2 separate regions of the Mus musculus genome follow, and region 1 is linked to region 2. A link is a contact called in ENCODE POLR2A ChIA-PET data. All regions are on one chromosome and are shown on one strand. Each heading gives the region's core, a stretch centred on a gene start or an enhancer-like site at or near the end of the contact. The rest is flanking DNA. Distances are from core to core; before and after follow the strand shown. Region 1 holds the start of Pnpla1 (patatin-like phospholipase domain containing 1). Region 2 holds the start of Brpf3 (bromodomain and PHD finger containing, 3).

What was found. ChIA-PET counts read pairs that join two places held with the same protein, here RNA polymerase II (POLR2A).
Region 1: POLR2A ChIA-PET joins it to region 2 with 12 read pairs in Patski. The contact joins the promoter of Pnpla1 here to the promoter of Brpf3 in region 2. POLR2A ChIA-PET finds 5 or more read pairs at or near these places in 3 of 5 experiments (Patski and embryonic stem cell).

The regions. Positions count from the first base shown.
Region 1 is chr17:28,856,691-28,860,192 of GRCm38, reverse strand. It overlaps Pnpla1 (patatin-like phospholipase domain containing 1), which reads right to left and starts at 1,782. Exons shown (of 10, transcript NM_001034885.3): 1 at 1,122-1,782. The coding sequence starts at 1,326.
Region 2 is chr17:28,799,697-28,803,022 of GRCm38, reverse strand. Brpf3 (bromodomain and PHD finger containing, 3) reads right to left here and starts at 1,897. Exons shown (of 13, transcript NM_001081315.1): 1 at 1,662-1,897. Gm35883 (a long non-coding RNA gene) reads left to right here. Exons shown (of 4, transcript XR_003952337.1): 4 at 1-132.

The DNA of each region.
Region 1 (3,502 bases), core at 533-3,032, 57 kb before region 2:
GCATAGAGAGTTCAAGGCTAGATCCAATAACTGACACCTCAGAGCTCACTCATCCCCTAGTTGGTTTCTACTCTGGCCCCTCCAACCCAGCAGTCAGGCGTCCTTAAAACCCCCAAATTAGACAGTTGACAGTTTCCAGCACTCCGTGCCCCAGTCATGAAACAGTTCACTCCTATCCATCAAGTTCCTCCTTGGACAAACCCAGGTCAGGCCACCACGGGGCAGAAACCGGAAGACAGGGAGCTCAGCAACTGGCTTTTGTGTGCACAGAATTGAATACCAGGGCTAGGACTCAGTTTGGGGGCAGACTTGGCACCCCACAGGTGCATCAGCACTGGGTTGGAGCTGGCTGATACAGTCTCAAGTCACCAGATCCCTGATCCCTCCGTTGCTTCCTCCAACCTCAGCCCCAGTCCTCCTCCCCCAGGTCTGTCCCCCGGGGCCCAGAAATGTCCTTTCTCTAAATGTCTTACTTTGTGCAGTCTCCACCTAGATGCCTCCTCCTCAACATGGCCCACCCCCCCAAACATCTTTGGAACACGGTCCCCTTTCCCCCTTTAGCCCCAGCCGGGTGCAATTTGTTCACAGACACCCCCCACCCCCATCCCTTCCATCATGACACGAGAGACGTCTCCATTCGGAATTTTGCTGTCTTTTCTCTCTAGAACATTCTAGAACTTCACAGGGGCTCTACATTACAGCCTGGCATCGAGCAGGTGGGGGTTGGCCGGGCCAAGAAGGCTGTTGCTCATAGCCCTGGGTCAGCACTGTGGCCTCTGGCCCACCGGGGCACAGCTGAAGCTCCCACACTGTGTCCCACATCTGTCACCAGCTTCTCCTCAACTCAGGGTTTGCATGTTGGGAACCCCTCCTCCTCACTGGGAAGTTGAGGCAGTGTTTACAATTTAAAAGAAGCCTCGCCCATGGAGGAGGAGGAGGACGGAGGACGTGTGTGTGTGTGTGTGTGTGTGTGTGTGTGTGTGTGTGTGTGTGAAGGGGGACTACCCTGGCTGCCAGGCTTTCCCGCCTCTCTCCCCGTGCACTTCCAAGCTTGTCCAGGGTCTGTTCTGAGAAGCCCCCTCCAGCAGCCCCCTTCAAAGACACCAGAATAAAAGTCTTACCCATCTCAATCCCGCAGACGACCAAGGCCGCAATCACCGCTCCCGCTGACGTCCCTGCAAAGCGATGGGCTGTGTCCAGCATCCTCGGGGCCAGATCTCGCAGAGCATCCACGGCCCCAGCCTGGTAGTAGGAAAGGAACCCGCTCCCGGAGAAGGAGATGGAATGAGGGGTATCTGGGTCTCCTTTGAACACCTGTTCGTCCATGTTCGGGGTCTATGGCCTCCCAGCGGAGGAAGAACCCACACCTGTCTGCCTTGGCTCAGTATCTCCTTCTCCCCCAGCCAAGAGCAGGGAATGTGGCAACTCTACCAGCCCAGTCAGGCATCCACGGGTGGTTCATCCAGCCACTGCCTGGGCCTGTTTAGCTCTGCTGAGAGGTACCCCGGAAGGGCTGATAGGGATCCCCAGGTACTGGATGAAATGTAGACAGTCCTTAGAGTCATGGGCAGGGGCGTGGTCCTGCAGACCCCTTGCTCACTTCATGCCCTTGCTAGACTTCTGTCAGGTACAGGCTCTTCAGCGCTCTCCACCCATCCGGAGCGCACCTAGGAGCGGGGCATTCCCTGCACCCTGCTCTGGACGGTGTCCACAGAGGCGGTGCCTCTCAGCATCCAGTTGCAAAATCTCTGCCTCGCCCTGTGCCTCCCTCACTGACAGGCTGCTCTTCACTGACAGGACGCAGAGTTACACGCCACGCCCCCTATCCGCCACGCCCCCTCCCCAGCCTGTGTTCCCCTCACTTCCATTGTGGGCTGCAGGATGGCTTTGGCTTTCAATGGGGAGGAGCAACTCATACCACCCCATGCCCCTCCCCCACCCCATTCAGACTCTGGAAAGTTCTTACACAAAACACCTCTCTATTTATTCTTACCTTAGGATTGGCTCTGGGCAAAAACTGTAACAGAGAAGTATGGCTCTGGGTGTTTGCCCTGGTTTGCTTTCCATTGCTGTGATAAAACACCGTGACCAAAAGCAACTTGGGGAGAAAAGGGTTATTTCAGCTCACAGTTTAAGGTTCATCATGAAAGTCAAGGCAGGGCGAGAGGAACCAATGCAGGTTTGCTCCCCCATCGCTACACGCTGTCTCCTTCCTTCCTTCCTTCCTTCCTTCCTTCCTTTCTTTCTTTCTTTCTTTCTTGTAAAGATTTATTTAGTACACTGCATCTTCAGACACTCCAGAAGAGGGCGTCAGATTTGTTACGAGGATGGTTGTGAGCCACCATGCGGTTGCTGGGATTTGAACTCAGGACCTTTGGAAGAGCAGTCACTACTCTTAACCGCTGAGCCTTCTCTCCAGCCCCCAACCTGCTTTCTTACACAGACTCAGACCACCTGCCTAGGAATGGCACCGCCCACAGTGGGCTGAGCCTTCTTCCATCAATCATTAATCAAGAAAATACCCTATAGACTTGCCGATCTGATGGCGGCCGATCTGATGGCGGCAACTCCTCCAATGAGAGTCCCTCTTCGCAGCGTCCATCAGTAACCAGCCAGAAGTCGCCAGCCTCCTTCCTACCTCTTCTTATTCTGTCATCTCCCTGTCCCTGGCCTGGTCCGTGCAGGTCTTCTCTCTTGCCTCTCAGTCCTGTGCCAGCTCCAGAGGCCTGAAGAGGGTATCCGATGCCCTGCAGCCGGAATCACAGGCAGTTGTGAGCTGCCTGATATAGGTGCTGGGAACTGAACACCGGTCCTCAGGGAGAGAGCATCATGTCTTCAGCTGGAGTGCTGTCTCTTGGGTGTGCAGGAGGGAAGAGGACAGCGAGCTTGGTCATTCCAAGATGGCCACATGAATAGATAGCTTGTGGATGGGGGTCAGGGGTCGGGGGTCATGAGGTCTCATGTGGGGTGTCTGGGTCTCCTCATCAGGGTCAGGGCAGAGAGATGTTTTGGTAAGGGACAGGGGCTTGGGGACCAGGGTTAGCTCTAGGGCTACTCAGCATGATTTCTGAGAGGAGGGATTTTCTCACCCAAAAAGGTCACTGCGGATCACTAAGGCAGCAAAAAGCTTTCCTAGTCCCCTCCTTCCCGTCCTCCTCCCTCTCCCCTACTTCTTCCTCTTCTCTGCTCTCCCTCCTCCTCCTCTGCATCCTCCCCTCTTCCCACTCCTCCTCTTTCCCCTCCTCTCCCTCCTCCCACTCTTCCTCTGACTTTTCTCCCTCCTCCTTCTCCTCCTCCTTCTCCTCCTCGTTCCCCTCCCCCTCCTCCCCTGCCTTCTCCCCACTCCACCTTTCCTTTATCCTCCGTCTCTCCCTGTCCTCTCCCTCCTCTTCCATATTCTCCCTCCTCCTTTTTCTCTTCCCTCCTCTCTTTCCTCCTCCACCCTCACAGCCATCACTGTCACTGTCACCATCACCCCATGGTAGCAGGACCAGAATTAGAA
Region 2 (3,326 bases), core at 648-3,147:
TTTGAGGCCAAGCAGATCTATATAGTATTTCAGACTAGCAACGCACATAGCGAGACCCTCTAAAAATGTAAAATGTTCATAGGAGAGATGGCTCAGCACAGTTGAGAGCACTGGCTGTTCTTCCAGAGGACCCAGGTTCAATTCCTAGGCAAAACACCAATACACATATTGTTTAATAATAATAATTATATATATATATGCATGCTGGAAAAATAACAGCATTTAAGAGGATGCCTAGCACCCACACTGTGGATCACAACTCCAGTAACTCCAGTTCCAGGGTATTGGAAGCCCTCTTCTGAATTCTTGGGGAACCCGGCATATATCAGGCAACATGCCCAGGCACATAAAATTTAAAAAAAATAAAAATGTAATAAAAGCAAGGGCAGAAATATCTACTTCTTAAGGATGATCAATAAGTCACCATTGACAACCACAGTGTAAAGGCCTCTCAGTCCCAAGGTGTGACTTAAGTTAACCTGGCTGTGGAGCAACCTGAGGCAGGCATACACCACCATTTGGAGCTAAAGGACCTTTACCGCACTTCTGTTCAACCCGAAGCCCTGAGGGCACGAGATCCCGTACCAACCTCAAGGTCTCAAAAGTAGTCCCAGCCAACAGATTCCATTCCCCAATTCTCCAAAGGCAAGCAGCCTCTGGAGAGGAAACACACACTTCAGTATCGATTTTGAAGAATCTACAAGAACCCCATCCTGTAGTCTCAGAAGTCGTCTCCATCCCCATTCGGGGCTCCCGCGATGCGATCACAGGGGGCAAACCCATGGGACCCAGCTGGGCTACTGCCAGGGGAAACCAAGAGTTTCGCCTACAAGGAGCTAACAACTAGACCAGGGTTGGTATTTTTTTTTTGGCGGGAGTTTCCTCACGTACACAACTCTTCCCATACACACACTGCCGAGTACCCCCAACAGCCCCCTTCAGAGACGTTCTTAGCGACCCGGGATCCCCAACTCGACCACCTCACCCTGGCCCCCGAATGAGGAGTTTCAACAATTGGACGGAACCCGCCCTGCACGCCACACAAGGGACTCATGAGACCAGGTAAGACTCCAGACAAGGTCTCTGTCCCTTTAAAGGGACTCCTCTTCCAGTGGAATCTTCACGACACCCCCCGAAGGAGAAAAAAGAGAAATATCTCCCCCTAAAAAAAACAACCCAGAGGGTAGGCGCACCACAGATAGACGCAGAGTCCGACCCTCACAGAGAAAGCGAGCGCCAGCGAACGGCGGAGGGGTGGGGAGGGGGGGGGAGGACGCGGAGATGCAAGCACTTATTGGCCGCCCAACCTGCCCGTCAAGGGGGAACCCGTGCGCCGAGGGCGGCCCCTGAAGGCGGGACTCTGGTCTAGCCAGGCCAATAGGGGAGCACGGGGAGGGCGGGGCTTAGCCGTTTGGCTGCCAGGACCGGGGAGAAACAAGATGGCGGGTGCGGGAGGGGGTCCTCGCTTTGCAGCTCCCTTCCGCGCGCTTTTCCCGGCCTCGTCGCCGCCCTCGCTCCGGGGGAGAGGTCGCGCGTCACCCCCACGCCCCATCGGGACACCCCTGTGCGCCCCGGCCGCCCCCTCGCGCGCAGCGCTCGCTCCCCGCCGGCCCCCGCCGCCCCCGCTCGCTCCGGCCCCGCCGCCGCCGCCCCCATTTTACCTCAGCCGCCGGCCGGGCCCCTAGCTTCGGGGGCCCCCTGAGCGCGAGCGCGGCCGGCCGGGTGAGCGGCCGGGCGAGCGGGCCGGGCGAGCGAGCAGCTCCGTGCGCGGCCCGGCTGAGGGAGCGCGGCCTCCTCCCGCTCCGGCCCTCCGCTCCGTCTCCCCGGGCCCGGCCGCCTCTCCCGGGGGAGGAGGGGGAATGGAGCCACCGCCGCCACCACCGCTGCCGCCCGCCACGGAGCCCGGCCGAGGGGAGGGAGGGATCAGCCCCCAGGCAGGATCCGCCCCTCGGCCTCCCCCCGCCACCTCCACCCCTTCCCTCACTCCCTCCCCGGATCGAGCCGCCGCACGCGAAGCGGGAGCGCGAAAGCGCGGGGAGACCGGAGCGGATGCCCCCGCCCGAGCCCAGCCCGGCGCGGCGGCAGCGGCGGCGGGGAGACGGGCGGGGAGATGAGCGCGAAGCGGCAGCGCCACCTCCACGGGGCACCGTCCCCGGCACGGCCTCACGGTGGCGGTGCGGACGCGGCGGGGCCGCTTCACCCTGGGCCTGTCCCAGAGCTGATCTAGTCGGGGTTCCCACTCTGAATCCACGGAGCGGTGGCTCACCCCATCCCAGCCAGAGCGTGGGGCCACCCGCCGCCCCCGAGGTGGGAACGCCCATGCTCCCACCCACCCACAAAGCTCGCCCCAGGACGACCCCGGAGGGCCACACTGTGTGTGGCTTCCCAGAGTGCAGGTGGCTGCGAAGCCTCCAGAAAGTCGTCCCTCCCCAGGCCCCCGGGACAAAGGTCTAGCGATGTCCACCCATCCCCTCCCCCAGTGCGGACAGCCCGGGAAAGACCCGTGCCTGTGGTGTGTGTACAGGTGAGCCTCTCCTGGCACACAAGGCTGCCACGGACCAGACTTTTCCATCTGTGTGGAGTTTTTTTTTTTTTAAGTAAACATAAAAGTTTGACAGTCTGCTTAAGCGTGCCTCGTAATTCCGTTTGTCACTCTAGGCATGGGAAATACTTTTCCCCTTGAATTTGATTTGGCCAGGAGTCGGTTAATTTAATGCACTGAACGGCTTTCTCAAAGGCAGCCTGCCTGTCAAACAGCAACTCCCAGACTTTGAAGTGTACTCAAGCTGCCTTTTGTTCTAATAAAAGAAAAAATAAATAGAAGAAAAGGTCCCTTTGCCCCTCCACGAGCGCATGTACCTATAAATTTGAAAGCTTACCTCGTGACAGAGATCTTAAGCACCAATACTTAATGATGCTTATAAAGGATATATGGATAAACTGCTATCGAAGATGAAGATGAATGATATATTTTGAAAGCGTTTCCTCTACACGAACGGCTGGTGAGACTTTCAATTGCTCGATTGGCTCTGGTATCCAGGACCTGGGTACTACAGTTGAAAGAGTAGAGAATAAACATTTCTCACGGCCCAAACCTTGTGTTTTTATTTACATTGAAGTATAGGTGTTCAGCATCCTAAGAGTTGAGAATTTACCAGTTGAGTGAAGCATGGAAGTTGGGTTTCCTTACAGGAGTGTGTTCTTGATAGATGGTAATAACATACTGCAAAAATAACCAATTTTTAAGAAGGAAAGGGCGTGGCTTGTGGAGCCAAGCAATCGCCTCCGCCAGCACCCCCACCCCACAGTGTTTTGAAAGCTTTGAA